Linked DNA regions of Mus musculus: region 2 is linked to region 1. A link is a loop called in an ENCODE intact Hi-C map of the cell type or tissue named here. Cell type or tissue: left cerebral cortex. All regions are shown on one strand. Each heading gives the region's core, and the rest is flanking DNA. Links, peaks and the distances in the headings are about the cores only. Region 1 has its middle 14 kb from the start of Vamp9. Region 2 overlaps A930011G23Rik (RIKEN cDNA A930011G23 gene).

Region 1 (16,655 bases), core at 5,174-13,173:
TTAGGTGTGGAATGAATGCTTTAAAAGTACAGTGATTTATCAACCTCCCCTAACACCATTTAAAAAGCTAGAGAAAAGGTTGAGTTCCATCTTTGCCGGGAAGTATAGTCAAATGTAAGAGACGTGGCAAGCAGTGCTGAGGGTCACCCAGTGCTGGCATTTATTTCACTGTAGTTGCTTTAAGCTGTAGTCGGGCTATGTCAGAGCCAGCAGAGGGAGCACCGTGCATAGCTTTGAAGCAAACTGTAGCTCTGCCGGGGAGAACCCAAGAAGCCCTCCAGGGCTTTTATCCAGGAGAGCAACTGAGCTCTGGGGGAAGATGGCCCCTCAGTTATGTTACCTTCTGTGCTCATTCGGGACAGACCTTAGGTCAGCCACACTAAAAGGTCCCCATGTGCCACCTTGCTCTCTCCCTGCTGCTTTCTTTTGTCTAGTTGGTTACTTGGCTTAGACTTAGGGGATGGATGCTGTGAGTGTTCCAGAATAACAGGCAGTAACCAGGAGCCTTGACTCACCATAGTAAAGCCATTTGCACATCCTGAAGGGAGGCAGAGAGGGCTGAGGCTAGTTCTTCAGTGCATTAGGAATTAAAGAGGCAACTGAACTGGACAGGAAGTGCAGGAGTGGCTCGGGAATGCTCTCTCCTGCTTCATTGTCTTCCACAAGCACAGCTCAGCTCTGTGGCGAGTAGATGTCTCCAAACATGCAGATCCTAAAATGACCAGAGTTCCATATCTATCTATCTATCTATCTATCTATCTATCTATCTATCTATCATCTATCTATCTATCTATCTATCTATCTATCTATCTATCTATCTATCATCTATCTATCTATCTATCCATATTCCTTCCGTCCTTACTTCCTATCTATTTGTGATACTAAGATGTTAATTAATATTGTATGGGGATAAATTTGTTACCATATAAATGTAAATGTTTACTAAATTATGGAACAGATTTCTTTGTCTTCCTTCCTCTCTGGCTTTTAGTATCTCAGGGATATTTTATTCAAGAAAAAATTGGCTGCGTCTCTATGAAGAGTGAACTCTGTGGCATTCTGATTTGTTCTAGTTCCTCCCAGTACTTTCCAGCCACTATTAGAAACAACAATGACAAGCTTCAGGGAAGCCTGTCAGCCACCAGATGATGAAGAGTGAGTCTGAAACTCTCTCTCTGCACACACATGTCACACATGTGATGCCAGTACACGGGAGGCTGAGGCAGGAAGTTCAGAGTCAACTCAGGTGACATAAGAAGACCCTGTCTCAAAAGCAAACCAAGCACAAAGCAACCCAGGCAAAACACACTATATAAGCTTGATGCATTTCTAATTCAGTGCTAGAAATGGGGAGGAGACCATTGTCCAATGGCCATTGTTGTTGTAGGCAAGTATTTTTACTTTGTGGAAGCCATCAATGTGGCAAACACCAGATGAACAAGAAACTGAAGAAGGGCAGCTGTAGCCTGAGCTCTGTGTGCTGGACGTGTTCTTGGACAGTGCTGTCCTATTTCTGGCACTGTCGCTGCTTGTGTGGACAGATGGACAGAGAGTCTGCTGAGAAAAGGGCGGACATAATCCTGAAGCCTCACCTCTGGCTTCACTTAAGATCTCTGCACTTCTAAAGAGGACACGGAGACAAGGAGTATAGGTCTTACAGAATGACTTCACAAAAGGCACTAAGTCCTGCACATGGAGCCGGGGATCTGAGTGCAAGCGTTTTCACATTATTTTAACTTTATTTTTAAAGTGTGTGTGTGTGTGTGTGTGTGTGTGTGTGTGTGTGTGTGTGTGTGTGTAGAACTTTAGATGCTGGGACATGAACTCAGGTCTTCTGCAAGAGCAGTAAGAGCTCTTCACCTCCAAGCCATCTCTCCAGCCACAGATTACTTTATTTTTAATGTCTAGTCTTTGAAAATAACTGAAGCACACCTAGAAATGAGAGCATTATCTTTTTAAAGAGAAGAAAACAGCCAATAGGAACTGTCCTTATGGCACCCAGATGTTTGGTTTATTAGACAAACACTCCACTTTAAAACAGCCCTGTGCTGAGGATTAATGTGCTATAGTATCTCACCAAATAGAGGATAGTACAAAAACATATAAAAAGAAAACACAGAGAAATCCCAGAGCTGAAAGCATAAAACCCAAGGGGTGACTGGGGAGTAGGTTGGTGGGTCAAGCTCTTGCTGTGAAATTCTGGGGGTCTGAGTTCAGATCCTAAGCTGAGCAGACCAAAAGCCAGGCGTGGTGGTGTGCACCTGTGACCTCATCACTGTGGACACAGAGTGGAGGACTCCTGCTACTTTTTTGCCTCGCCTGTTTCTCCTTGTCTTGCCTTGCCTCCCTCTCTTCCTTCCTCCCTCTCTTCCTTCCTCCCTCTCTTCCTTCCTTCCTTCCTCCCTCCCTCCCTCCCTCCCTCCCTCCCTCCCTCCCTTCCTTCCTTCCTTCCTTCCTTCCTTCCTTCCTTCCTTCCTTCCTTCCTTCCTTCCTCTTCTTTCTTTCAACAGGAGTTTCTTTTTAAAAATTAATTTATTTTTATTTTATGTGTATTGGTGTTTTGCCTGCATGTATGTACGTGTGAGGATGTTGGATCCCCTGGAACTTGAGTTACAGTCAGGCGTGAACTGTCCTATGGGTGCCAGGAATTGAACCTTCTGGGAGAGCAAGCAGTGCTCTAAACCTCTGAGCCACCTTGCCAGCCTCCTGCTATTTTTGGGGTGGGGGACAGGGTCCTTGTGTGGTCCTGGCTGTCCTAGAGCTCACTATGTAGATTAGTCTGGTAAACTTAGAAATCCTCCTGCTTCTGGGTGCAGGGATTGAAGGCATGAAACACCATGCCCTGCTTAGAAAAAGATTCTTCAATATAGCTTATCTCTTGAGGTATTCTATGTTCTTGGAGTGCGTTTGGCTGGGGCTGTATACTAGATTGAAATTAATAGCCTTTCTAATGGTGAGTTTGGAGGATGGACTTGGAAGGAGATGAACATTATATAAATTGAGTTTGTACTGTCCGCTTGGTGGTAGAGTTCTGTTTCAAAAGCAACATAGAGAGTAATGAACCAAGAGGATTAGAATCTCATGAATTCTTACATGAGAAAAATGCAGCATGTGTCTTAGTAGTCCAATAGGTAGCAGCATAAGGCTAAGTAGAAGAGAAAAGGCAGATCTAAGGCAGTTGTGTCTCTGGAGTAGTTTTCTTTGTTACTGTTGCACCGAGGCCTGGGGAGGACTCCATCCCAACAGGTCAGAGGATCCTGCTGCCTTACTCCTTAGAGTGCACAAGTCCAGGCTTTTGAGGCTTAAGCCAGATAACCTGGAAGTGTGGTCTGTTGTCAACACTATACCACTTGGGAGCTTGTTAAAATGAGGCAGAATCTTAGCCTTCTTCCCTGACTGGCGGAGTCAGACTGTAGTTTAGCTAGGAGGATTCCCAGTGACTTGTGTGCAGTTTGAGATAGATGCATTAGCAAATACTAGCAGTGGGTAAAGTCTGAAGACAAGAGATGAGACCAGAACCAAGCCTGGATTTACTCTGAACCTCCAGCTGCATATCTGAAAGCATATGGGAATGCTTGTCCAGTGCTGGGGACATGTGTAAGAAGCTGCCTAGAGTGTATCTCTCTATCTGCAAGCCTGTCAGTCACTGGTTACGATACTGGAGATTCTGTTTGGGCTCAGGCACTAACTGATCATGTGACCACTGTGACATTGGCAGGACGTTAATTTAGTCTTTTGATTCTTTTTTTTTAAAATTACGTATTTTCTTCAATTACATTTCCAATGCTATCCCAAAAGTCCCCCCCTCCCCCCCCCACTCCCCTACCCACCCATTCCCATTTTTTGGCCCTGGCATTCCCCTGTACTGGGGCATATAACGTTTGCCTGACCAATGGGCCTCTCTTTCCAGTGATGGCCGACTAGGCCATCTTTTGATACATATTTGATTCTTTTTGTCAGAAGTGAGGTGGTTGGGCAGGCTCATTATTTCTTGGGTTTGGAAAGACACTACTCTTACAGATCTAGGCAGAGCTAATACCTTGCTGGAGACACAGTGACCTTGCGCCCATCTGCAGGCTGGCATGGGTTTTGAGTGGTTCTAGTGCACACTGCTTGTTACGTTATTTCAGTGTATTTGTCAAATGACGGCTGCAGGGAATCTAAGTACTACCAACTGTTAGGAGTGTTCCAAAGTGGGCTCCAGAGTGCTTTCCTGCTACACACTCAAACACCTGCATGTAAGCATGGACCTGAGGTATAAGGAAGATGAAGATGAAGATGCCTGGGTAGGAGGAACATCGTGTAGGCTTCAGTGATAAACAGTCTTAGGTTTGTGTGATAGATCTTTTTGAATGTATTACCTGGTACTGTTTTCCTTTTTATCTCAGAGTGTACTTATGGAGAATTAATAGGATAATATATGTGGAGTCTAGTAAATTATAGATAATAAGTATGCATGTACCTTTTACTTGTATATCCATAATAATTGTATCTGGGCATTTACTTCTATAAGCCTGTGTAATAGAGCATAGCTCATGAGCAGAAACACTGTGTGCCTTAGTATTCCTTATTTTTACAAATATTAACAGTTACCTATCAGGGCAGTTCTGACTGGGGAGGGTTGTGTTCACAATTGAGGTGCTTGCAGAAACCAGATGGCTCTCTTCTTAAGGTCAGTGATCATCAAACGTTTTTGCCTGAACGTCCTCTCTATGTATTTGAAAACAAATAAGCAAACGATCAAGCCTATACCACATACTGTTGGCTTGACATTAAACCTTTTACACCATAGATTTAAATAGTTGTGAAGAGTGTAACTATCATTATATTTAAATATTGTCATTTGACAACAAAGCTATTGTTTATTTTAGATTAGTATATTTCAAATAAGAAGCTAACTGGGAAGTCCTAACCTGCAGGGCAGCACAGTGTGTGCTTCTATCACTCTTCTAGTGGAATGTAGGGGCGTCAAGGACTTGCTCTCCCAGGCTTCATGCCTGAGCACTTCTCTGAGCCAAAATGAAAACTCTATGTTTATTTCTGACAGTTTGACATTGCACTTCTGAATTAAAGCTGTGTTGACAAATTTCATCTGAAGGACTAGGAAGAACCAACTGTAGGATTTGAATAATGTAGCCCATTGTAAGTACTTAGACCTCTCTTATAGTAGACAATCCATTAATGAATAGCTAAAATTGTTTACTCTATAAAGCTCCTCTCCACTTCCTTGGTGACCCTCTCCTGTGGACAACTACTTCTCAGTCTATAGATTTACTAGCTCTGTAAAGTCTACTATGGTTTTAAAAGACCTCCTAGAGCTTGCTCCAGTGACTCCAGTAAGAGCACAATTCTCATTAAATCTTTTTCTGATTAAAAATTCCTTGAGTAGTTTCATGTCTGAAACCCTGAGTGGTTCAGAGTTAAAGGAGAAAAATGAATGACGTAGACTTTAAATATGATTAAATATGATTAAATATGATTAAAAATATTATTTAGGTTCCCATTGTGCATGTTCACTTACATGTTATATAAGGGAAGCTTTGTATAAAGACAAATTTATGTTAAGCATATTTCCCCCATATTTTCCTTTCCATCTTTTCTCCCTCTCACAGTTTCCTTTGTCCCCTACCAGGTGTATTCAACCTGTGTGCCATGGGCCATGTGTGGCTGAAGCAGCTGAAGACAGCTAGAAATACAGCCCATCACAAAGTGGCCAACTTACCTGAAGCATGAGACTTTTTGTCCTTTCTTTTGTAATTCGATTGCATGGTTCTTGAGCATGAGTTCTGAAGATGACAAGGCCCTGTTGCAGTGTCAGAAGGTTGGCCATGCTTGATTTACTTCTGTTTTCTTGCCATGCGTATGGTTTTATATATAACCCAGAAACAAGAAATGAGTGAAAACATCTAATATTTGTCTTTCTGGAGATTGATTTAATTCACCTAAAATGATTATCTCCAGTTGTAGACACTGGCTGCAAATGACATAGCATCATTCTCCTTTAGGAGTAAAATGATTCAATTGAGGACAGCATTAATTTGATTTAGTGGTCTATAATTGAAAAAAAAAAGACAGGAAATTGAAAGGGAGCCATGTTGGAGAGGGTTGACTCCTGGGGAGAGCCAATGGGGGTAAATATGAATAAAATACATTGTATGCATTTATAAAATTTACAAAGAATTTAAAAAAGACTGTGTTGTATAATGTAAGCTGAATTTACTTTATACATTTCTCTGCCATTAGATACCTAGTTTTGTTCCATAAAGTGGCTATTGTGAAGGGTGCTACAATACAGTGCAGTGTGTCACAGGCACTTCTGTGACATGCTGACTTGGCTAAATACGTTGGCTAATACTCTTTGGCTAAATACTCAAAAGTTGTATAGCTGAGTCATATGGCAGATCTATTTCCAGTTTTTAAAAAAAGAGTTTTAAAAAAATGTACTGTAGTGTTTAGATTCTTTGAGCACTTCATGCAGTGTATTTGATCACATCCATCCCCTGCACTTCCTCCTAACTCCTCCCGGACCCACCCTTTCCAACTGCCCGCCTTCTTCAAAAATAACATCCATAAAACAACTTCTTTCCTATTTCTCCTTCGTTAGCTTCTCTCATCCTGGGCTCCAGTTAAGGCTTCAAGCATGCATTGAATAGGAATGGAGTGTGTGTCCTTGACTTTATCTATATGACACATTATTACACTTAGCGATTTGTGTATCTACATTGCTGGAGTGAGCCCTACTAGATCATGATGAGGAATCTTTTTGGTGCCTCTTTGAATAGAAGAAATAATGTCACATACATGTTAAGGCTTGTTTTACATCCTATTATGTGATCTGCTTTGGAGAGAGTTCCATGAGCTGTTTAGAAGAGTCTGTATTTTGTAGGGCTTGTGTGGTGTCTTAGTTAGGGTTTCTATTGTTGTGAAGAGACCCCATGACCATGACAACTCTTAAAAGGAAAAATGTTTAACTGGGGCTGGCTTACAGTTTAGAGGTTTAGTACATTATGGAGGGAAGCATGGCAGCATGCAGGCAGACATGGTGCTGGAGAAGGAGCTGAGAGTTCTACATCTTGATCCACAGACAGTTGGAATGAATGCCACGTTAGGCCTAGCTTGAGCATATGAGACCTCAAAGCCCACCCCTGAAGTGATCTACTTCCTCCAACAAGGCCACACCTATTCCAACAAGGCCATATTTCCTAATAGTGCCCCTCTCTATGAGCCTATGGGGGTCATTTTCATTAAAATCACCACAATACAATATATTCTGATATGGTTTACTCTCCCCTAACTCCTCCTAGATCCTCCCTACCTCTACCTCCCATCTGAATTCATATTCTTTTTGTCTCTCAGAAAATAAACAGAGATCAAAACTTTGATAAGGGGCTTGCTATGTTTTGGAATAGCATCCCTCATAGATCCATGAGCTAAAGGCTTAGATGACAGCTGACAGCACATTGGGAGGTGGGGCCTATCCAGATTGCTGAAGAGACCATATACTTTGGATACAGGACTTAGAGGCTCTGAACTGGATCTGACCTAAAGGCTTCCTCCCTGAGGTCTGATGCCTATGAACGAAAGCAATGACCAGCATGGCGTGATTTCCCTAAAGGTACAATGGTGGCACACATGCCTTGGCAGGAACCAACAGCTTTGAAATTGTACTTAAAACTTGTTCAGTATACTCATTTGAATGAGAATGCAGCCATGGGTGTATGTTTGAATATATACTTCCTAGTTGGGGGAACTGTTGGGGAAGGATTGTGAGGTGTGGCTTTGTTGAAGTAGATATGGCCTTGTTGGAGGAGGTCGATTACTAAGGGTGGGCTTAAAGGTTTCAAAGATCAACCATCCCCACTAAATAAGATGTAATAAAAAGTGAACTTTAAAATGATATAATTCTGAAAAGGGGGACTTACTAAAGGTCATCCCATCTTAACGATGATGAGTAAAATATGCTTAAGAGATGTGTTCAGGATCACAGATGGGGTTAAACAAATACAGTTTTAAACCTTAGTATTTTCTCTACTTTCACAAAAACCGCCTTGCCTTTATTAAATGAGAATTTGGGTCATATGGCTTTGGAGAAAGTTTTTGGAAAGCTGGCATATATTTCTGCAGTTTTTGCTTATCAATTATGTAACTTTCCTATTGTGGGAGGCAAGAGGCAGTTTAGGCTGCTAACATACCAGCATGTTAGCTGGGGCCTGATGAGGGCGCTCTTACTCAATGCATGGCTTGAAAACTGCTGTTCATTCTAGCTAAGGCCAAAACCTGCTAAAGCAAGTGAGTGTGGGAGTGTACTGCTTCAAACCAACCAGGCTATCTCAGGTCAGGCTCAGTTTACAAACAGGAGCCGTGAAGAGAACCGTAACTTTATCTTTGGTTTGAAGGCACCACTGCGTATGTTTAAAATAGTAAGAAACCTTCCAGAGTTAGCATGACTATGGAGGGGGGATGTGGGATTTGGTGGAGATTTGGTCTATCCAGTGCTGAGGAGCCGACCAGGAGCTAGTGTAACTCCTTTCCCTGTGGCCCTCTCTCCAGAGCTGCCTCTAGCTGCTTGCACATCAGATCGGTGGGGTTGTCTTGAGCATGTGTTCGGTTCTGAGATTAGCTTGTTGAAACTTTTGTTTTCTTGTGCCCAAAATGACTTTTTCTTTTTCTTGACTTGCCGATTGAAAAGTTATCCCTATGTTCTGCTTTTGTATTCAAGCTGCACATGACAGGCTGTTGTGGGTAAGAAGTTCCTGGTTAGTTTCACCTTGCCACATCATACGCAAGCATTGGGTGTGTTCATTTTCTCATCCCTTTGATGCGAGACAGCAGTGATGCTGCCCCTTTCTAACCTGGGAAGGGAGTAAGTTATCTTACCTCCTCTGATTTCAGTCTCCTTACAGAATGGGGCATTAAACCTGCTGTAGGACAGCCATGTGGCATGTGGCCCGACCATCTTTTTCTAGAATGTTCTTTGATACTAAGACTTTGATTAATCCTCTTTGACTTTAATTGTTAAAAAAAGAGGAACTTTTTAAAAAGGTTCTTTTCTTTTCTTTCCTTCCTTCCTTTCTTCCTTCCTCCCTTCCTTCCTCCCTCCCTCCCTCCCTCCCTCCCTCCCTCCCTCCCTCCCTCCCTCCCTCCCTTCCTTCCTTCCCTCCCTCCCTCCCTCCCTCCTTCCCACCTTCCTTACTTTTCTCTTCCTCCTCCTCCTTCTTCTAAAGAGGTTTATCTATTTTATATATGTGAGTACACTGTTGCTGGCTTCAGATACCAGAAGAGGGCATCAGATTGCATTACAGATGGTTGTGAATCACCATGTGGTTGCTGGGAATTGAACTCAGGACTTTTGGAAGAGCAGTCAGTGCTCTTAACCACTATGCCATCTCTCTAGCCCTCCCCCCCCAATGGAACTTTTAGAAAAATTTTTATTTGCTTCCTTCATTGACAAAAACTGTGCATTTATTATTATTTGATAATATTTCATAAATATTCCATAATATTAAATATAGTTGTTCATAAGATCCAACTTTAGTTTTTCTTTTCCTGGGGCTGAGGGAAGCAAGATTCGGAAGAAACATGACTAGAAAGAAGAGTAGCTTGAAATAGAGACCACAGAAAAATTCCTATAAATGGCCTTAAGATCAGGAACTCACCCTAAGAACTTAGAGAGAAGAGATTCCAAGTACATATTGAATTAGTGTCATGTGGTCAGATAGGGCACAGAAAACAGAGCTGAGGTCACACTGGGGGTCAGCGCCCTGCCTTGTAGGCAGGCTTGCACTGTCTTGTGTTTTATATATGTTATTCCTTGGTATTTACAAAGCTCCTATGAAATAGGTTCTGTTTTATCTGTTTATCCTTGGTGGGAAAATGAGAAGTTGGATTGTTCCAGGCCATACTACTGAGAAGTGTGGAGCCAGTATACAAATAATATCAAATTACAAATAATTAACAATAGCATGAATGAATGTCCCACTCAGCTCTTGGTTGGGTTGGGTTTACTTGTCTTTATTTTACTAATAGGAGTTCTTTATCTACTATAAATATTAACTCCATTTCTAGTTTACATGTTGCAAATACTTGCCATAGTCTGTTACTTACCTTTAAATTACTTACTTTCTGTCTTTTGGTATTCATTTCTTATTTACCTTGGAAAACTCCCAAAGCAGTAGTTAAAAGTATGACCTTAGATACTGTTGGTAAATTTTTTTTTTTTTTTTTTTTGAGAAAAGCAATAACCACAGTAAAGAGGAATTATGGTGTGGGTTATGTCGAGTCTCAGTTAATCTAAGTCTGAAGAACAACCATAAGGGAATTAGTTGTATTGTTCACACCAAGGCTCTTTAAAATTACAATTACCCTGTAGGCATATTTGTAATTGGAAAAGAAGGAGTTGGCTTTTTTCATATTTATTAGATTGACATTTGGGAAAATGAATTTTTACTTCATCTGCAACAAATGAGTCCTAATCAGTTAAGTGGCTTTGGGCTACTGTGACTTCTCTGTCTCATTTTCTTGCTATTTTTGAAAAGGCCTTTCTGATCTATGGCACTCTCCTATCCTCCTGAATGGGTTCACATTTGGCTTCCTCAGTGGCCCTCAACCCTTCTCTGGTCCCTGTATTTTACACACACACACACACACACACACACACAGACACACACACACACACACACAGACACAGACACAGACACAGACACACACACAGACACACACACACACACACAGACACACACAGACACAGACACACACACAGACACACACACAGACACACACACAGACACACACACACACAGACACACACAGACACACACAGACACACAGACACACACAGACACACACACACACAGACACACAGACACACACAGACACAGACACACACACACACACACACACACACACACACATCTGTCAAGAGTATCTAGCCCTGAGCTATGGTTCCTAAATTTCAGTGGACATCAGAAGGCTCTTTTAACATAGTCTGCTGATCCCTAACTGCACATCTCTGATTCAGTACCTCTGAACTCGCTGATATCATGAGGATTGCAGAATAAATGTGAGACCAGAGAGGATCTTAGCTCTTGAAGATGTCATTGTGTCACTAAGGAACCAACTCTGGATTATGTTTGGTCCTAGGCATCTTTGTAGAGATATTAACAGTTTGAGTTCTATAGAAAGTTTGTATTACAGCCTAATATCTGTAAATAAGAGGGAATAATTGGGACCCCTGGTTCTCGAAAAGCTTGGCATAAGAACACGGCAACAAGGCTGTCTTACTAATCTCATTTCCTTATCCCCAGCAAGGTTCCACCCCCCTGAATTTCGTGTATGGTATTCCATGACCTCTATTATTTATCTCACATTGAACCTGCAGTTTACCAGTGTGGCTAGACTAATTGGCCAGCAAGCCCCAGGATCCTTCCATCTCCGCCCCTCCAGTGCTGAGATTCTCAGCTGTGTCTCCTTGCCTGCCCACTCCATTCTGTGTAGGTGCTGAGAATGAAATCTCAGCTCTTCCTGCTTGCACCACAGACATTTACTAACTGAGCCATCTCCACAGACCTTACTTATTAAATATTTCCTGTCTTTCTGTTAGTAGTTAATGGAAATGCAGTAGATTCTTATACCTTGATTTTATATTATTCATCTAAGAATCTCTTACCATCTAATGCTTTATTTCCATTCATTCATTCATTCATTCATTCATTCATTCATTTATGAGACAGTATCTCATCATGTAGTTCTGGTTGGCCTGAAACTCACTGTGTAGACCAGGATGGCCTTGAACTCAGTGATATATGTCTGCCTCCATCTCCTGAGTTCTGGGATAAAAGGGGTCTGTCATAGCACTCAACTCGTTTTTATTCTTAATGTAGTCATATGATCTCTGAATGGACTATTTCTTCCTTTTGATTCTAAAGCATTTTATCTATCATCTATCTGTCTGTCTGTTTATCACCATCATCTATATCATATGCCTCTATTATCTATCTACCTACCTACCTACCTACCTACCTACCTATCATATATCTCTGTCATCTATTATCTAACTATTGTCCATCCATTCATCCATCCATCCATCCATCCATCCATCCATCCATCCATCTCCCATCTGTTTAGGGTGTCTGACCAATGATGAATATGGTTGCAGATGGTAGACAGTCTTGTCTTAAATGATTGTTATAGTGTTTTATGAGGCTACAGTGTTTGCTAGAGGGTTTAAAGGTTATTCTGTGTTAGATTAAGAATGTCTGGCCTGCTAAGAGTTGTTAGTGTAAGCTTTATCAAATACTTTTTTTTTTTGATTCTGTTGAGATGCTTATATAGTTCTGTTAATCTTTAATCTTTTTTTTTTTGTTTTGTTTTGTTTTGTTTTTTTGAGACAGGGCTTCTCTGTGTAGCCCTGGCTATCCTGTAACTCACTCTGTAGATCAGGCTGGCCTCTAACTCAGAAATCTGCCTGCCTCTGCCTCCTGGGTGCTGGGATTAAAGGCGTGCGCCACTACACTAATCTTTAATCTTTAATGTGAATAATATTTTTAATTTTCTAATGTTAAGACAGTGTTTCACTGCTGGGATTTAATCCAACTTGATGATGTTTTCTTCTTATCTGTATTGTTCTAGAATTTGGTAGTAGATACTGGTAGTATTTGGAACTGGGCTGTGATTTATTTTCTCTTCTGACAGTGGTTAGAACTGGGTTTTATTGGGTTCATAATAAGATGAGTTGATTTATGGATGTTTCTGTCCAGTCTCTGCCTCTGTAGTCAAATGGCATTTTCTGGGTATTAAGATGGATTGTGGGCCATCCTGATTCAATATGATCTCATCCTAACTTGATTATATTTACAATGACCCAAATATTATACATTTTGTTATCTTCTTCAGTCCTAATAACCTCCCTACCTCCCAGAAGAGGGTATATTTCAATTTGGAGGAAAGAGCTACATAGCACTTTGCCCTTCCTGGCAACTCTGGCATTCTTTCAGCCTCTTCCCTGCTGTTCTCTGGGAATGTTGGAAGAGAGGTGTAGATGTATGATTATTGTCTTCCACTGTGGCTGAGCATTGGGCCACTGGGCCATAGCAACTGTCACTTCTCAGTGCTGTGAGCAGCTATGAGTCTCTGCTGTAACCACCACCCACTGGAAAGAGGAAGCTTATGTCCATGACCAAGGCTGACAGGAATACACTGTAGGCATAAATAAAAATGCTCAGAATGCTCTTTGACAGGCACACTGTATCTATTTAGGAAAACAATAGCCGTTTGTGTTCCACTGGGCTCATGACCCTCCAAGCTATGAGATTTTGCATTGGCTTATAATACCAGACATGAATTTTGTCCTGGGGCTTTAAATCCAGTCCCAAAGCAGTTGGTTATACCTACAGAGGCTACGCTCCTGATTTGCTAGTGAGCACCCCTTGTCTGGCCCGTTGATAGTATAGCACAGAGTCCAGGATTGTTGATGAGAATTGTTTCCCAGCAGCCTCCACAGCGTGTCCCACCACCTTGGAAACCACACAGGAGGGAACTTCAAGCTCAGATCCAGTTTAATCTTTTCACTTTCCACAACAGAGTATAATGTCATCCACCAAGCCAAAGGTCTTATGGCCAATAAATCCCAGCATAGCCTACCTGTGGTAATGGAATTCCCATTCAACAACCTTGTAGCTCCTGAAAGTGCCTCTTTCCGCCATCACATGGTGCCTTCGTTCAGACTCTTTGATTACAGTTTTTACTGTTTTTGCAGATGTTTTTCCACATCTCTAAGACACTCAAGGGTTAGTATTAGATAATGAAACACTTTTACAGATGGGGAGCAGGCTCTCTAAAGGTTACCACCATCTGTTCTAAGCAAGTGCCTTAACTGGTCTTAGGAAACTAAGGGAATATGAAGGGGATTAGTCCAACACACCACAGAAAGATCCATTCCTTATACCAGTTGTCTTGTCAAAAGGGCAGTGGGGGAGGCTGGCTCTGATAGAAGATACCATTTCATCTAGTCCTCCGTACTCTATAGGCATCTTTTGTGAGACATGCAGGCTCTTTACCTGGGGTACTGTTGCCGCCATGGGACCTCGGCATCTCTCCACCCATAATGGTTTTCATGGGGTTGGCTTTCACTGCTCAGGCAAGGTCAGGCAGAGTGGCAGGAGGGTCACCTTCTGGCCTGACATGACTGCTGCTGGAGCAGACTTCCCACCTCCTACAAGCACAAAGGCAGCACCATGGCCCATGCCTACCATGGTCACACCAGGCTGCTGGAAGGAGCCCAGGCTGGACTAACCATCTTCACCCCTTTGTGCTTTCTTTCAGGGGAGAATACACATGAGAACAACTGCCCACTCCCAGGGTAACCTTAGTCTTTTCACTCGTACAATTCTGTCTGTCACTTACGTGTCCTATGAAGGATTGCTCAGGTCTGAAAAGCTTCCTGTTAATATTTCCCTAGTACCTCTGGCTCAACAGAGATCTTGCAATATTTGCCTTCACGTTTCCCAGACAGACATGTTTGTCTCTTTGCATCTATCTCTTCTTGATTGCTTTACTAATTAAAAAAACCCAATTACCAGGTTTACATAATTCAGACCTGCTAGAGCCTCAGCTATCTCACAGACATCACAAAGCTATAATGTCTCAGGACTCAGCAAAGCCACCAAGGCCTCACACTGCCACGAGGGCCCTGTGTGCTAACTTCTTTCTTAACTGTCCTGTGGGCACAGGCCTGTCTGCCCAATGAGCTGGTTGTCAAACACCTTTTCCATGTTTAGTTTCTCTGCTCTGTAATACTCAGTGCCCAGTTAATTAGAAGGAATTATGAGACAAATGTATGTGGACACACGTCCTCTGTACCTGTCTCTAATTTGACAGGAGAGGGAAGATGAGAGAGAGGTATACAGGAAACTATGATAGAGAAAAGCCTACATCTAACCTAGCAAATAATGAAACAGATTCTCATAGCCTGGTTCATTAGACCAGTGGTTCTCAACCAGGGCAAACCTTTATCTCCCTCAAATATTTACAATTATTAACAGTAGCAAAATGACAGTTGTGAAGTAGCAATGAAAATAATTCTATGATTTGGGGTCACCACAACATGAGGAACTGTATTAAAGGATTGCAGCATTAGGAAGGGTGAGAACCACTGCTTTAGACTGTGGGACATGGGGGTAGAGAGGACCGTTGTGTCAGGCAGCTGCAATTACCACCAGCTTGGTCTATTTTAAGTTTTAGTGATGATGAATATTTTAGAACAGGCATTAAAAATTTAGGCTACTCTCCAGGGCTAAGCAGCAGACAGGGAATGCTCAGGGTTTGTGTTTTCTTCCCTGACTTAGCACAGATTTCACCAGATTGGGCCATTTTCACCTTACGGGTTAGTTCCACGGCATGGGCTGTTCTTTTGGTGCAGATTTTCTCTACTAACAGGAAGGGCAATTCATATTTCATGTGGGGTCATCTGCCATGTGTCTCATGTCTTAGGAATGCTCTGATTCCTGTCCCCTGTCACCCCTGATGCCCCACCAAACCCTTGGCACAGGTTCACATGGTTCCTATGACTCTCTCAGAGTAAGAGACAACACCAGTGCTTCCTCCAGTCCATGTGGGTGTCACTCTCACACCGTGTGACGCAGAGTGTCCATTACCAACTGGGGCTCTCAGCCATTCACTTAAAGGACCAATCATATTTTACTAAGTGCTTTGAAAAATTGCTTACAGTAGGAAGATAAGTCATAATACTTAGTATGATATCACACATTTATACAATTGGCTCTTATATTAGTTGGCTACAATAAGTTGGTGTATTAAGAGCAGAAGAAAGCCAGTGTAAGTAGATTTTTGCTCACTCGTATAATATTACTTATATGCTGGATGCTAAGTAGCATGGAAGCCATTTAATATACCAGCCATTTATCATACTAAATGGTTTGCATGCTACTTAGTATTTTTAATTCTCTTGTGAGTTTGCTTTTGTGTGAAAATAGTATATGTATAGGGACCCAATCTTTTAGTTATCCGGACATATGCTATGTCCTACAGAATGAGTTACAGGTTTTATTGTAGCTGCTGCAGTACATAAGCATTTCCAATATGCCGTGGGATAGCTAATTTCGATTCTTGGCTTGATTGGACCTGGAATCAAGGGATGCCTCCAGTGGATTTTGTGAAAGTATTTCTAGGAAGGATTAGCTGAGGGAATGGCTTGTCCCTCCCTCATCTGGCAGCACCTTGGACAGTGACCCAGACATAGAGGGCCCCAAGGGAAAAGCAGTGATACTTTTGCCTGCTGTTCTTTTGCTCCTGGCTGGTGGGTGCATCTACTCTGTTGCAGCGGCCACCACCACTATCCTTCACTGACAATGGAATTCAGCTTTTTTGCACACCCATTATGGACTAGAGGCTACTAACTCTCCAGGAATCATTTAGGCCTTCAGCATGAGAGCGGCCCTATTGAGACACCCAGCCTGTAGACGGAAGAGCTATAGGTTCTAAGCCTTTCTGGTTTGTGGTCAGCCATTGTTGGACTACCCAGTTCCTACTGCATAAGCTGATTTGATAAATTGGTTCTGTTCCTAAGGAGAGCTTCAATACATGCTGTAATCTACATTATATCATACAGGTTGAACATTATATTGTCAAAGTGATACCAA
Region 2 (16,655 bases), core at 4,111-12,110, 510 kb after region 1:
CTCACCAGGCTGAGATCTTGGTATCAGCTGGCTGGGTTCTCACCTGGAACTTGGGGGGATGTCCCAGGCTCATCCTGGTTATTAGCAGCCCCTTCCCTTTACAGGACTTGGGTCCCTGTTTCCTGGCTGTCAGGGGACCTGCTCAGTGCTCAACGTTCTCACATCCACCCTCCCAGGCCCACTGACGGAGACTCCTCGTCACACATGCCTTAGCTCACAGCCTCTCTCTCTCTCCCTACCCACCTACCCCCTCTCCCCACCCTTTCCCTAGCTCCTTCTCATGAAGGGCACAAGCTCTTTTAAAGACTGGCCTGGTTCTCACTAAAGACAATCTCCCCTACTTAAAATCATCCCATTTGGAACTTTTATTACTGCCGCAATTGTTCATTTAAAGAAATTAATAAATTAGTTTTTTAGTTTTAATAGCTGAAAGTGTGTGTGTGTGTGTGTGTGTGTGTGTGTGTGTGTGTGAGAGAGAGAGAGAGAGAGAGAGAGAGAGAGAGAGAGAGAGAGAGAGACCGAGAGACTACATTAATTCAGCTGTATGGGATTCTACCTTATACTTTTGCCTACAGAGTCAAAATCCGTGCTTCAAGCTTCCCAGAGGGCACCCATTCTTCCTATTGAATGAAACCCATGCTCCTTACCTTGGCATTCAACACTGCACAGTCTAGCCATCTGTGCAGACTTACCTGCGCTTGCTCTGTGCCCCGCACTGTATTCAGGTATATTGTACTGTAGCACACTACTCATATGTCTGTGGCTCATACACTGCAGAGTTTCTTACTTTGTCTCTTTAGCTAATCATCTTCTTTGTACTTAGAATGCCTTTTCTCTACATACACATGAGAAAACTCTTTGAGAGTCAGAGGTATTTTTTTTCCTCTAGTCGTCCTTCCCTGGATTTACAACAAATATTTATTGAACACCTACTATGTTACAGGCACCAGAATAATAGTCTCTCTCTCTCTCTCTCTCTCTCTCTCTCTCTGTCTGTCTGTCTGCCTCCCTCCATCCTTCTCTCCCTTTCTTGCCTTCCTCTTTTTCCCTCTTCCTCTCTCTCCTTCCTCCTCTGAGCTCTTCTTCCACTGGGAAGACAGGAAACCATAAGGCTAATGCTTGCAGATTGCAAGAGGAAGATCTGTCAGGTTGTATCAGGGCTATAATAAAGGGGTAAACTGAGATGGTTATATGAGTGTCATTTTGTACGCCATCAACCCATAGTACATCTGTGATAGGCAGCTGAACAGAGATGTGAAGGAGGGGTGGGAGGAAACGCTACAGGAAAGGTCATTGCCCTCTCTGTTTCCTTTGTCCCCCATTATAGTCAGATGGATGGATGAATGAACAGCTACAACAAAGCTCTACAGGCAAAGCCACTAGGAAGTACAAAGGCCCTGTGCTAGGAACTCCCTCGCTGCTCAGTTAATATTTGCCTCACCTCATAGAAGCATTTGGAGTGTTTTTTTCTAGGAAGAATGCTAGTCATTGGAAATTGAGGAGGAAGAAAAATGTCAGCAAAGGTTGAGTTCCTGGGGAGGTTCACTGCCAAGCAAAGCAGGGTACCAAGTACCGGGAAAACGGGCAGATTTCATGTCAGGGTGCTAAGACTCACATCACACTTAAGCCCTAAGCAGGAACTCTGAGGCATAGCCATAGGGCTAGCCTGTGCACACCGATAAGTAGAATCTTAGCAACATGGGCAGCCGGGGCACATCCCAGCTCTAGCTGCTGATTGGGTTGTCATTCTCAAGACGCGTTTTACACTTAGAGTCTCTGTTGCCATCTTCTTATCTTTTTGGAAATCATGCTTTAGTCTTGTCTTCTGATTTTGGGGAGTTGGGAACAAATTCATGTCTTCCTCACATGGTCAAGGAAGCAAAATGGTTAGAGCCCGTGCAGAAGGAAAAAGAGCTAGTTAGGGCTGGTCTTTTGACCAGGCTTTTCTACTTACAAAGAAGAGGAGGAGGCTTGTCAGAGTCACTTGAGAACTCATGTTTGGTTTGGCAGCCTTTCGAGGGTGAGCACCACAAAGCTGTCTCACTGGACTCCACAGAACAACAAGCACACTTGTTTGTCTTCTGTGACTTTTCTCCCTTTCTGGGCCGTCTCCGATGTCGGCTCTGTTTTTCCTGCTTTGCTACATAACCTTGTCTGTCTACTTAGACTTTCTACTGCCTCAAAACTTTGGCTTGCCGTGCATCTGAGAACAGTGCTACATGGTGGCTTTTCAGCTCTGGTTCAAACCATTAACTCGTGTGCTCTGTCTGCATGAATTAATTCACATTTAGGAGACAGAAAACAGCCTTCCCGGCTCGTCTTTTTTTTTTTTTTTTTTTAAATACCCATAAACTAAAGGATTAGTGTAGCTCAGTTGTCCACCATTAGCTTAATTACCTAAAGCCAGGAGGAGAGGAGACATGAAGAGGGATTATAGGCTTACAATGTAGCTTTCCAAGTGCCCAAGGGCTAAAGGTGGAAAAGGCCCCTACAAATGATGGGGAGGGTGAGGTATCTGACATCTCTAATTTGGGGAACAAGATGTGTCACTGAAGAGGAATTGAGAGTCACCTGAGAAGCTTAAAGGCCAGCCAGCGTTAAGCACCAAGAGTCAAGACTAGCTTGTGAGGGAAAAATGGAACCCAGCAAAGACTGGAGTGGAGTAGGAGAAGGCGGTGGGCAAGAGTCAAAAGTCAGAGAAGACGAACAAGCATGTCTGTTGTTCTGTGGAGAGTCGTAAGGAAAATCTCTGACGGAGACAGACCTACTTCTTCACTGATGTCAAAACCTCTCATTCCTATTTTCTTGGGCAATGGACAAAGTCGGGGAAAGTTCTCAGGGCCACAGGCATACAGAAAGTATGTTAGACGGGGCTAAGACAGAACTGGAGGGAAACTTCAAGCTTACAGATGGCAGTGTGCTCTCATGATGTGGCCCTTATTCACTGAAGGCTCCTGGGGTCCAGGCAATGTCAGAGATGATGGTAGTTCCCTCCCCTAGAGCTTCTCACTTGCTGTTTTGTTTGTTTGCTTTGTTTTTAATTTTGTTTTTTGTTTTTGTTTTGTTTTGCTTGGTGTGTGTGTGGGGGGGGGGTGTAGCCCTGGTTGTCCTGGAACTCACTCTGTAGCCCAGGCTGGCATTGAACCTGCTTCTGCTTCTGCTGCCAAGTGCTGGGATTGAAGGAGTGCACCACCACTGCCCGTCATGCTTTTCATTTTCTGAAATCCAATTTCTTTCCCACCTTACCTATTTGCTTTATTTTATCTTATTTTATTTATCCAAGATCCATTGAGTCTATGACCCATGAGTGCAGAGAATTTTTTCTGTTTTGATTTTTGTCCAGTGTTAAATTTACAACATCTAAAAGGTACCTTGCTCCATGGCAACTTGCCAAATGTTTATCAGTATAGTGTCATGTCAACTTGACACAAGCTAGAGAGTCACTGGACAGGAGGAAGCCTCAATCAAGAAAATGTCTCCGTAAGATTCAGCTGTAGGCAAGCCTGTAGGGCATTTTCTTAATTGGTGATTGAGGGAGGAGGTTCCAGGCCATTGTGGGTGGGGCCACCCCTGGCCTGGTGGTCCTAGGTTCTATAAGAAAGCAAGCTGAGCAAGCCATGAAGAACAAGCCAGTAAGCACCACCCCTCCACAGCCTCTGCATTTGCTCCTGCCTGGCTTCTTGTCCTGACATCCTTTCAGTGATGAACAGTGATATAGAAGCGTAAGCCAAATAAATCCTTCCCTCCCCAACTTTCTTTTGGTCATGGTGTCTCATCACAGCAAAGGTAACCCTGACTAAAGCACTAAATAAATGAGTCCTGTCATTTGTATAAGTTACTTGCACAGGAAAGAAGAGGGGCCGCGATCCTGAATCCTAAAGTGCGCATTCTCTGAGCTCACTCTTGAGCGTGAGTGTGTTTCTGGATTCTGGGTGTGGCCTCTTTTATCTTGAGTAAGTACATTACATCTTCAACATGTTTACCAATGTGTTAGTCAGGGAAGGCTGCTCTGTGCCCCAGTAGCCTGTGATCCCCTAAAATCTAAGTGGCTCAACTTGGCAGGGAACATTCAGAAACCTAGGGTGACACTGTTGGCACCCTCTGACACTGTTGGCTCAGCATGGTATGTCAGAGCTTGCTGCTGTAAGAGAAAAGGCAAGGGCAGCCATAGGATTCAGCCTCTTTGCCAAGGCCGTTATGCCATCCAAGGAGGCTGAGAGGTCCTCTATTGTATCCAGTAAGGAAAGGATGAGCTGCTGTAGTCGCAGGCCTGCCTCACTCACAGCCAGCGACCAGTGCTGTGGAGCCAGCATCTGTCCATACTGCAGCAAGTTCCTGGAGAATGTGACAATGACACATTAGGTGAAGTTGGATTTAGCAAAGCTTGCAGAAGAGTTAGAATCGGATAATGATGACGACTAGACTCCTATTGAGCGTGTATGAGTAACACTTGAAGCGTTGCTTTGTCTTTGAGCAAATTACAGGGAAGAAGGAGCAGTAGGCTGGAAGTGGTCGCTGGCCCACTCGAGTGATTCATTCAGGTCTCTGGCCTGCTGTGAAGTCTGTATCCAGGCCAATACCTGTCTGTCTGTCTGTCTTCTTTAAACCTGAAGCTGCTCCAGCAGAATGCATCTCTCTAGGCAGAGATGTCCACAGTGGCCTGACCTCTCCGTCACCAGTAAGCAGGAGAAGGTCACCGCCTTGGAAGACAATGGAGTGTGTCCTTTTCTCTTACTATGAAGGGAATTTTATTGTATCAGCTCACCACTGACCACAAGCACTCAAACTTGGCAGGAGGCCTTGGCCACAGTGTCAGGCCCAGTTTTCCTAAATCACCCTGATCCACCCTGGAAATGTTTGGGTGAACAGCCAACTGTACATCTTCCGTTCCTCCCAAATGTATAAGATTTCCATTTCTGGATGGACTCGCTGATATCCGATTCATGCAAATGATAGGAGTCGCATATGAAGCATCGGCAAGATACCACCTTCCACTGTTAAAACATATGCTCCTCCTTGTAAAATAACTTTATAAAATATGAAATATGCATATAATCTGCAACTCAGCAAGCCCTGACAAATGCATTCATCGTCACCTACTCTGTGCAAGGCAGAGCGGGGGACGCTGGGGATGAGCCAGCAGCAAGGGTTTCAGTCCCCATGGAGAAACGCTCGGAGATAATCACTGTTGAGCAGTTAAATGTTAAACCAAAATCTTTCCAGTCACTTTATTTGCACACCCTCCCTTCCACCCACACACTGAACTTAGAGGACGGAAAGCAAATGAGCACAGCTTGCAGCTGCTCTGGGCGTAACTTGTTTCCAAGTCACAGTCCTTCTCAGGGTGCACCCCAGACCTTCCAGGTCAGGACACGAACACTGGACACATGGCCGACGTGCCGACAGTATAGATTACGAAAAGCAAATACTTGGTGTACACAACAGCAGTTTCCCTCAAATCGTCACAAAATGGATCCACGTAGGTGTGGGGGCATCCTGGAAGTACCCAGGGAAGTGGACTTTTCTCAACCTTTGACAGGTTTACGTATCAAGCAGACTTCTTGGTGACAAAACCGGCATTAACCAGATATTAAATTTCAGCCAAAACCAACAGGCTTCCCAGGCCAAAGCTCAAAGCTGTCAGTCAAAGAGCAGAGGGTGTTTCCTGCCCAAAGGTCACTAAAATGTCTCTTCCTTCCTGTGAATTCTATCAGCAGGCTTCCCACTGCACCTGCAGTGACTGGTGGCGGGTACTCAAAACCCCTGGTTTCAGGCCAGGTCAAGTAGAGTCCAGGGAGAGAGCAGAAGTAATGCTAGGCTGAGGTGGCTTACCCCTTGCCTGTCTCTTCTTCCTCCCGTTTATTTGCAACAGTAATCATGGAAGGATACAGTCCAAAATCAGAAAGAGATGATAAATGATACACTAAGAGAAACATAGCATCTTGCTTGCATTTTTAACTATCTCTTGAAAGTTTAGGTCAAGAAAGGCTGTTGAAACTGCACAGTGAGGAACAAGTCATTAGGCTCAGAGGAACTAAGTGCACAACGAAGATGCCTTTTGCTAGAAAAACACCTAAATGCCAAGATTTGTAATCAGCAGTGGAGGCCCATTCTCTGAGTTTCACAGCTGAATTAGAATAAACAACAACAACAACAACAAAAAAAACCTTTTCAGGGCTCAATTACTGTTTCCCATCGAGAGCACAATTCTCACCGTCTTTAACAGACATTTCCACAATGCAGAAGTCATCTTGAAGATGATTCATTATAGTGCAGGGACGCTGAAGGAAAGCTTACTGCCTGTCCTGGATACTGCAGACTGGAGCCCTCTGAACAGTATTGTGGGGTTGCTCATTTTCCTGGTGGTATAACAACTGTCTCCTCCAGTGCAGGAGGCCTTGCCCAGCGTGGGATGGGAACATGCTTTCTTGCACGCAGCTGAGGCAAACTACGAAATGCTTGGAGATGCTCAGCTTCTCATGCTGGAATTTGTCAAGATCTCAGCTGTCCCCATTCTGAAGGCTGCAGTGAACTCCGGGGCACAGCAACTGGTCCGAGTGTGGCGGATACATCTTCACATCAGCCCAAGTTGCAAACGTGACAACCACCCAAGAAGAGCAGAGGCTTTGCTCTGACTTCTGCTGTGATTCCGAGGGCACGGCTATCACGTCACCTCAAGGCTGATTAATTACATGATTTGCATCTGGCAAATTTATGCTAAATTGTAAGCAGCAGGCAGCAAACGATGCTGGAAGCATTTGCACAATAGTAATTTTTAGAGAGGGGCTGGCTTGTGAAACAATGTAATTAAATAAGCTAGATAGGGAAAATATTTTCCCTCTTCTCATTGCTCTGTTCTGCATTTCCCACCAAGCTAAGAAAAGCCTTTTTCTTAGAGATTGACCCTAACTACTGATGTGTGAGTGGACTCCAGGGCTGTCTTTTGATGTGACGTGACAGGCAAAGATGACCTCTCGGTATCAAATCTAGTCAGTTTCTCACATCTCCTTCTTGTGTGATCCATTTTGGAACCATAGAGACTTAAGAACTGAGGGAAATGCCATCCAAGGAAGGGGCCCTCTGCATCTGAATAAAGTGACCCTGAAGCGTTTACCACGGGTCATAGATCAGGACCGCCTCATGCCAGTCAAACACTGAAAAATAGCTAGCAAGTCAGAAACAGCTCTTATACTCACCAACCAAGCATCGTCTGAGCACATCAGTCTTAGATCCTGTAGCATCCTTACCTGTTAAATCAAGGCAGTATCGGATACGGCCACTCCCATTCAGTATCTAAAAAAGAAATAAGCTAAAAGTTAGTTGCAAATCGAATCATCTGAATTGCGTGCATACCATGAAAACTGGGCATCTTTCAGGAAGGAGTCGAGTGTTGATCCCTTGTGTTCTAGTGTCCTTCTGACTTGGTAATGATTTAGGGACACAAAATATTTTATGGGCATGAGTTGCTGCTGTTACCTAAGATTTTATAATTGTTAGCCACCAAGCTCAGAAAGTGCCACTGTCTACTGAACAATTGCTCTGCTATGCCAAAACATGTCAAAATTAATTCCAATGAGACAACACAGTCTAACCCTAAAAACCTAAAAAAAAACTTTACTGAAGTGGAGATAAATTCCAGAGCTTTGAGGGCTTTCTCTGCCACCAAAGGCGGGGGATCTCTGGTTCATCAAAGCAACATACAACAAAGTCTGAGGATGTCATTAACCTTAGTCAAGGACAAGAGTGATGGTGCCCAGCTCTGACCTCCCAGGAAGCCTGGCTACTGTGTCCACAAAGTAGGATGCCTGAGATCAAAGGCATTCTGTTCTGGTAGCTAAAGAGATAGTGAACCTCTCCCTCTTTAAAAGCCCCCTGCCTGAATAAATCAAAGTATACAGGGGGAAAAATACACTTATCTACAGTGTAAGGATTTTTGAAATACTGTTGAATCCCTACTTGGGGAATTTTTACCAGAGCCACATCTTTATTTCTGATTACATTTCTATAATGTATCCAACATTTAGTTTTTGTTGATTTTTTTTCCTTAATTACTTCTAGTAAAAGATATTGGGTTTGTTTCAAATGTCTTAACTGCTAGGGTGGCTGCAAGGTGCTGTCTCCCAGAGTCACCAAGCACTGGAAGAAGAAAAGGCATCCAAGCTGCAGGAAGTAATCAGGACCCTTCTGGAAGGATTGGCTGGGCTGAGCCTAGGCATTGTGCCCTTATTCAGCCTGTATCAACCAACTGAGCCCACTTAATCCTAGACACAAAAGAACTTTTTAGGGAGCCCAGGGGAGGCCTGTATTATGTGGAACTGATGTTAACTCTTAAATTCCTTAGAAATTACATAGTAATCCTGAGCAGGCTTTTGCCTAATGCACAGGAGGACAATTAAGGCATCCTTCATGATGCTGTGTACAGAGCTGTCTGTCTTTCCCTACTTCCTGCATCCAAGAATCTATGTAAATGGAATGTGAGTAGCAGCCACTTGCACTGCACTTGCACTGCAAGTCGGGACCACAGAAGGATATGAGTAGCCTCAGGTAGAAACTACAGTCACCTTACATATTGAATGGAAAGTGGATCCACTGAGGGACGTGAGGGGTGGGTGCTGGGAGGTTGAGGAAGGTTGGTTTGGCTTGGCTTCCGGATGAGTGAAGACCACAAAGGCTCTGTGGAAGGACAGTAAAGGAAGGAGAGTAACATGCGGTAAGAGTTGGGAATGACAGGAAGAACTCAGTCAAGAAGGGGCTGTGGATCAAGACGAGGCTTGAGTCTGCATTGGAGCAAGTAGGAGACTTCTGAAGTGTTTGGTTTGAGCAGGAAGAAAATAGAACGCCATCGTGGGAGGATCACAACTCACTTTATTTTTAAAAAGATCCGGCATGCTGTAGAGAACAGATCTGCACAGAGCAATGACACAGGATCTTCTACAAACCAAGGAACAGAGTCAGAAGAATGCAGAGGGCTGGAAGTGCAGGTCGCCGCTCCTTCGACGCTTGCTTTTGGGGTTCTCCTAACCCTCCAGGCTCGAGTTTCTTTCCCCCATATCCTTGCAGAGCCTGGCTTGCTGCACTGCATGCACCAATGACCTTGTTCCATGGGCGTCATCAGCACCTCCACTTCGAGCATGGGAACATTTAAAGCCTGGAAAAGTATAGTGTCTTAAATTAAAGTCCTTCATGCAGGCGATGGTGGAGCCTGGGGTGGGGCGATGAGAAGGGAAGGAGAAGGAACCAGGATAAAATAAACTATAAATGAGCATAATGGGTACTGGAGAGACAAGAGGAAATTTTAGCTGTGGCTGAAGGTTGAGTGAAGGAAATGAGTTAAATCCATTCAAATGCACGACATTTATGTGCATAAAATGTTGCATCTAAGAGAGTGGTGGGTGTTCTGTGTGCCATTTACTGCTATTGTTGGTCTCTCCCCAAACAGAGCACCTGGCTATACTCTTTTCATGTGTTTCCTCTCTTAGGATCCTGCCCAGGGTCTGTCTTGTTTCCCTTACTGTCTGACCACCTAGAAACCTGACAATGGCCGTTCCCACTCCAACTGCCCTTCACCCCTTGTATGTGTGGGGGAGAGGGTAGTCTGATAAATCTCAAGGTCTGACTGACCATGAGTTACGGGCTGGGTCGATTCCTTCTGAGGGCAGCTTGTTCCTGATTGTCCCTGATGTTTTACAGTCTCTCCTCTATTCATACGTGTAACAACAACAACAAAAAAATCTCTTCTTTTCATAAAGATAATAGTCCCAGCTTCGAAGCATAGAAATGAGGCGATTTGGGGGCTTTGGAGTGATTGGACTCTGGAGGTGATGCAGCTCAAGCACAGGTCTTCTTCATAGCCTTCCCCATGGCCCTGCATTTCCGCAAGTCATTGCCACCTAAAGATACAGGTGACAGCATCCCTCCCTCCATTTTCCTCTTCCCTCCCCTGGAAGCACTGTTGAGCAATCCAGACCTGGGCTTGTTAGCATCACTCTGCTGGCATCTTGTTGAGGATGAAGCTGAACCCTGGTGACCTATGGCAACGAGACAGAATTGTTTCTTCCCGCGTGCTACGCTCTCATGCTTGAACAGACAACTTCCCATTTTCATTTCTCCTTTTGCTTTTCTGCACTCCTAGAGAATTTGAGTTCATGCTGAAATAAATGGCCTGTGATTTAACTAACACATGCTTCATTTTGACATTCTGAAGAGCTGTGTAATTTGTATGCCCCTCTTTTGGGATATATCAGGGATTGTTTATTGCTTCAGGCATCTTGCCTTATTGGACCTCCTGAAAAACATTATATACAATGAAACCCCAAAGAGGTTTCATATCAACCAAGCATCAAAGCCGGTTTTCAAAGCCAGCCTCTCAGGGCAGAAGGGCTTTTCTCAGGGCAGTATGCTTTTCACTGTGTTGTATGTTTCTCCCTTGGGAGGTCCCCAGAGACAGACATACTTATTCTAGTAGAATTGGCTGTTGTAGACTTGTCCATGTACTGGTTAACTCATGTTTTATTACTCTTAAAAAATAATTTTAAATATTTGTTTATTGTATAGGCTTTGTATAAGTTCTAATAGATTTATATTTAAAACTGTGATGAGTGTATTGAATATTTTAAAATTTTGAAGTAAACATATCTACATAAAATATTAGTAAATGCCTGAATAACTCATTTGTAACTTTCACAACTTTTATCATTTTTATAAATTTTACTTAGACATTTTAATAAGCTGCTATATTATGCAGCTTATAAATAGATATGTAAAAATTCTCACTAAACTTAGCACAGAAGTAAATCACATTACCTAGAAAATCATTAATGATTGACAGCATAGGGGGAAATCTATGTATTAAATCATAATGAAAACTCCTATGCAGCTGCTATTAAACCCCGAAAGGTGACAAGGGAGAGTCACAGCAAAGCCTGTTTGATTAGCATGAGCCCATAGGAGCTTTATTTTGAGTGTTGGTTTATTTGTGAGGCTGAGATTCAGTTTAAATCCTCCAAGTGAGGCCCTGTGTGATGTATATACTATTTTACATTTGGGGAAACTGAGGCTTAAGGAGGTCCAGTCACTCACTCATTACTTGACTTACTAATATGTTGAAGTTGGAGTTTGGTCTCAAGCTTCTATGATCATCATTTCCACTGTAGCACACGCTTAGGCAATTATAGGCCAGAGACACAGTCAGCAGTTACTCATTGAGACCAGGGACATACTGGGTAAAAAAAAAGCACTTGAAACCAAGGAAGCCATAAAAGAGGACATTGGTCATCTGACACTGAGTTACTTAACCTCTGAGGCCCACAGTGTCTTCATCTGTAAACGTGAGAATAATTATGGTATTATGTATTTGTGTGTGGTTTTGCTACTTAAAAAAAAAGAGATGATGTATGTATGTCATAATAGATATGCACATACCTCTCGTATATTAGAGACAGCTCTGTAAATCGATCAAGCCCTTGTGAAAAGTTATAAGCTAATAATAAATAGCAAGAGCTGTAAACATGTTTATGTCTTTGGTCCAAGAGTTCTACTTTGGGGAATATAGCTTAAAGAAATTATTCAAAACACAGATAGAAAAGAGCAGTTTTAATTACAGGGAAGGAAACGATATATATATATATATATATATATATATATATATATATATATATATATACCTGAAGATATCAAAGCACAGGCTACACTATTTTTTTGAACTTTTATTTATTCTTTGTGAATTTCCCATCATGCACCCCAATCCTACTCATCTCTTCAACCCTCCATATCTTTCCTCCCCCCTTGCAACCTCCCCCCACCAAACAAAATAAAACAAAACAAAACAAAACAAAACAATCTCTCCATGGAAGCCAGGGTGTGTCTCACAGTATACCCTTTTGCCCAGTGCTTTGCTTGCAAATGTTCCCCTCAGTGAGTCATTGGTCTGGTTTGAGGCCTCTGCCACACTATCAATACTGGATCCTCACAGGAACTCCTCTTGGATATCCTGTTGTTGCCCTTCGTCCTCCAGATCCTGCGTCTTTGGTTCTGGAGGAGCAGCCGTTCATAGGGTATCATATAGTTACTACGTGTTAACAATCCAGGCGCAAAAAACAAAACAAAACAAAACAAAACAAAACAAAAACGCTGGGAACGCGCAGCACGGGATGGGACGTAGGTACAAGGATCTACCCCACTGTAGTGCGCTCTCTTACACACGTGTGCATTTGGATCAAGGCTGGCAGGAAGCTCACACACGGGAGCGAGCCCTGTTGCTGACATCTCTTTCAGCAAGGCCTATTTTAATGTTCTATGTGATGGCAGCTTTGTGGTAGGTGCAGGCATTGAGGACATCCACAAAGCATGGTAGAAGGCCAAGGGCACTTCAAAATTCACTGTAAAATGGACATTTATATGTAGCTTTTTGTTTCAGAGAAACGAGGACCAAGGGAGATACAGGGAAAAAAAAAATGCATAGACTGGACAGGTTTGACAGGGTCGGGCCTGGGAAACCTAAAAGTCAGGATGTTCTCTACGTTGACTCCCCTCCCCTGTCTGCTCGGAAGCCCGTGATAATAATAACCAAATAGGGAGGAGGCGATGTTGCAGGGAGCACACAGTTCACTCGAGTTCAGCCAGACTCTACTCGCGTGGAGCAAACAGGAGGGCGTCTAGTCAAGCCCCAGTGAGTCAACACGCAGCGTCCCTCCACCCTCCCCTCCTCCTTCCCCAAGGACACCTCACTGTATCTGTGTGCTTGACCTTTCCAAGGAAGTGACAGCAGCTGGCTTGGCAGGGAGGGAGGGAGGGAGGGGCAGATCGAGCAGCAGTTATCTTTCATATCTGGATGCAGGTGCTGGCTCCCTGCTCTTCCTCCAGAGTGTTGGAAATGTCACAGGTACCAGAGAGCTGTGTGCTCCGTGGCTCTGGCGCGATGTGAGGGGCAACTACACTAAGATGCTCTCCTGGCAGTTCCTTATGAGCACTGACACTCTACCTGCTTGCTCCTGATTTAAAAAACCAAAAGTATCAGGGTGAAGTTACAGGAACGGTAACCCTTGAATGAATCTGCTTCTATGGCAAAGTAAGCTTGTAAGGTTTCCACCCAGCCTGGAGGTGTTGAGAAGAGGATGAGGGGAGGGGGCGGGGGGGGGGGGAAGCCAATGGCCTTAAATAGCCATGTCTTAAACAAAGTTTTAAAACAAGGTTCTGGTTTCAGAGGGAAGTTTAAGATCCAGTGACAACTCTTAAGCAAATGTGAGCACATCCCCTGTTCACCCAGCTGGGAAACCCCAGATGATCCCTGTCCTCCTTCAAAACCCAGGGTCATTTCTTGGTACAAAGAGCCACTCGTATATTTCCGACTCCAGGACAAACGTGAAAGTTCACAACCCCAGCTGAAGCCCTTTCACGCTTTGCTCTCCTGGAGAAGCCCTCTCAGAAAGTTCGAGCCAGTAGGTGCCGCAAAACCCCCTTGGGGACTGCTGACCTTCACAGCTCCTTGGGAGCACTGAGTTTATCCTGGGAAGAGAAGAGGTGATAATTGCTTTCACTTTGGAGGGGTCTGGAGGACAGTCAGTTCCGCCTGGGCAGGTGGGGGCGGAGCTGGAGCATAAACATCTCTCCGTTCCTCTCTTTATTCCGTCCGTCTTAAGCATTCCCATTCCCATATTCAGCAATCAGTGAGTTGGAGGGGGTCCGGGCAACAACTGTTAAGAGCAGCTATCTAAGCACTTGACCACTGAAGAGACAAGGAAACTCTGAGAAAAGCCTGAAATGAGAGAGGTAATGAGAGAGAGAAGAGGAGGCCTTTGAGTTGTTGCTCCATGTCCGTCACTAGTATACACGTTGCCTGTGAACTCATGGAAGCCAGAGTCATATTTTCCCACCCAACAATCAATTCATAGGTAAGAAATCTGTGTTTCCAGAATGCTCTGTTGTCTTAGTCTCAAGCATACCCAGTGCAAAGGTAGCAAGGGAATGTTTGGCCTGCAGCAAACCAGGCTGCTCAAGCCCCTAAGAAAGCCAGTTCCTACGTTGCTATAGCAACCGAAGGAGCCTCAGACAGAAGGGCAGAGTTCTTCAGATTCATCTACTGCTTCCAACAGATTGACTTCTTCCAAGCCCAGTCATGTTTCCCAATCATCAACACAGCAAGTGTTAGCTTCATTAAGAAGAATAATGAGAGTAACAACAGTTTCTGTCTGAAGTTGATACATCTGGGCCTTTTCTCTAGTGCTACTGAATGTCTTTTTATCTCTGGAAGTTGTACCATGATGCTTTAGGATCCTATAGAACTGACATTCACACATTCGCCAACAATATGGTCGGGACTTGCGCCAGTGAGGTTTGACGGTAATTACACTTTGATGGCTGGAACATGACCTGTGAAATGAGTTGCTGGTCTCTGTTAACTCCTAATGGACATCAAGCCACGTCCCTTGGAATCCGAGCACTACCCCTTCTCTCCAGCCCCTGAAGTTGGAGTTTGGCATGATTTCTCATGAGGGGAAATTGCAGAGCCTCCGTCTAAGCAATTATGCTTTGTCTTTCTGGGCAGCAGAAATCTACACAATTAGTCTCAAAATACTCTGTGAGATGTGTGTAAATAACACAAACCGTATTTACAGGCAGGGCCACCCTGGCAGAGAGCACGTTGTCTGGCCTAGTAGGGTGAAGGGAAGGTAATTAGTAGCAGCAGGAGGAAAAATTCCAAACCACTGGAAAAAAACAATCTTTCTTTACCTCAAGAAACACAGCCAATTAAGGAACAGCAGGGGATGGAGATGTGTCAATATTTGCTGATTTATTGTTAAAGTTCATTTTTATTTTATGGGGTGTGCTGATATGTTTGGGTCTTTTTTTCATTAACAAGTCTCTTGATGTCCTTTCTAACAATACCAAGAGAGGGTGATAAATTCCTGCAGTGAGAAAGGGGAGGTGGGATTGGAGACAGACCTAAGAGTATATTGTGGAAATTCATAAAGACATGAAAGGTTTCAGTTGGTTAAAGAAAAGTTTCCTTAGGAGAACAAAGCACATCTACACTGTGGAAGACCGGAGCTAGGTGCTGAAAGACACAAGAAAAGTTCTGCTCAAGTCTTGTCCTTGGTAGCCCACACTTCCAGTGGAATACAGTAACATGTTCTCTAATAGTACGGTGGGGTGGGACCTGCGGTAGGGAGACACTTATTCTGCTTTCCTGTGCAGTGGTCAGTGCTTCCTTGAGAATTTGAACAGGATGGGTGGGAACCCTTCAGCATCTTCCCAGGCAGATATGTGGAGAAAAGGTAATAAGGACCACAAGTAACGGTATAGTAATAGTAATCGGAAAACTACTGGGGCTTATGACAATCACATTGAACAGTGTGGCTTGGGGTTTATGATATTTGTTTTAAAAAACTAAAAAAAAGTCAGTGGGGAGCTCTTCCGTGGCTTCTGAGCAACAGTCAAGAACTTTGGAAATTCTGCCACACTGAAATTTAAAAATAAAATAAAATAAAATAAATCCGAGATTTCCCTGCACTGTTTTGTAGGAGATGGGTTTGGAGTCTTATACTCTGACCTACGTTCTAGAAAGATCCCTTAACAGATAAAGCAGAAATATTCTGAATTTCTGTCAACATGTATCTCTGAATTCTTTCTGCACGTAGTAAGTGGTTTTGCAACATGCCCCTGTGCAAGGTTAAATGGATTTGCACAGACAACAGCCTGAAGGAGCCCTGTGAAAAAAAAACGCTGGCTCAGGTATTTCAATGACACCCATTACATTTAGTGCTGGAGGCAAGATTTTGAATGGCAGGGAGAGGGTTATACTCTGCAGGGAAGAAGCCTCCACAGCCTGAAATCTCTTCTCTGTCTTCTGTCCTCTGCAGGAGCAGCAATGGAAGCCCGTGTACTGCAGCCTCGCTGCCATGTGCCTTTCCAACCCTCTCATTGAGAAGCCAGGAGGCAAAGTAAGACTGCTTCTGTGTCTTGTTGCATGGTGTCATTGGAGCAAAACGGTCTCATTTCTTTTTTGTCTTGAGGTATCGGGAGAACTTATCAAGTCCATTTCATAAGAATACTTGTTAGAGATTCTGAACTTGAAAGCCTTGGTTGACACTAGTGAAATTTGCCCTTGGCAAAATGTTGAGCATGACAAACATTGTAGGGAGCACCCCTGGCCTCAGCCACTGCCTGCCTTCCATCCCAGCGAAGCTCCCCCTCTTCCTCCAGTCTCCTGAGCCTCCTTATCCATTAGGACCTGTTAGAAGGACAATGGTACACTTACCGTCACCACATCCCGGGCGTGATGTTCACACACAGTTCTCTGCTTTAAAACATTTGTTACGTAAGCCACTTTGTAGCGTAAAGACGTTGCCTCTAAATTGTGTCTGTGTCTGCCTGCTGCTGTTCTGGACTTGAAATCAGACCCATCCAGGGGCAGGAGCGACGGGAAGAGTGAAGGCTTCCTAGAGTTGTGCTCGATAGGTTCAAATCGAAGCTCTGACCTCCACTGGTTCTAGATTTTGTGCAAGTTCCTTGTTAAGAGGGACATCATCTAGCAGGCCTGCTTTAGGGGACGTCACAGCGGTGGACTCCTTTAATACAAATCCGCAAAGAATGTGTTTCTTTAAACCTGTCTTGTTCTCTGTCTCTCCAAGTATTGGACGGGTTATAAAAAATGAGTT

The links. A loop is a pair of places that touch in the nucleus more often than their neighbours do. Peaks named below come from ENCODE experiments on the same cell type or tissue, not always from the same donor. Only the 100,000 strongest peaks of a DNase experiment are listed, where the experiment ranks them.
Region 2: a loop joins it to region 1, with 4 times the contacts of the local background. A loop is called at or near these places in 2 of 42 quality-filtered maps.

Annotation. Positions count from the first base shown.
Region 1 is chr5:99,883,829-99,900,483 of GRCm38, reverse strand. No RefSeq gene overlaps it. Among named protein-coding and RNA genes, the nearest start is that of Vamp9, 14 kb to the left of the region's middle. In left cerebral cortex, for the core only: a CTCF peak has its summit at 8,221 (motif pointing right); DNase peaks (open chromatin) are centred at 8,227 and 11,457.
Region 2 is chr5:99,376,378-99,393,032 of GRCm38, reverse strand. A930011G23Rik (RIKEN cDNA A930011G23 gene) reads left to right here. Exons shown (of 4, transcript NR_030692.1): 3 at 15,858-15,938. It overlaps Gm35314 (a long non-coding RNA gene), which reads right to left. Exons shown (of 2, transcript XR_389389.4): 1 at 16,256-16,655; 2 at 5,204-9,148. Among named protein-coding and RNA genes, the nearest start is that of Gm35314, 18 kb to the right of the region's middle. In left cerebral cortex, for the core only: a CTCF peak has its summit at 8,710; DNase peaks (open chromatin) are centred at 8,348, 8,879, 9,129, 10,005 and 3 more places; H3K27ac peaks cover 6,877 bases.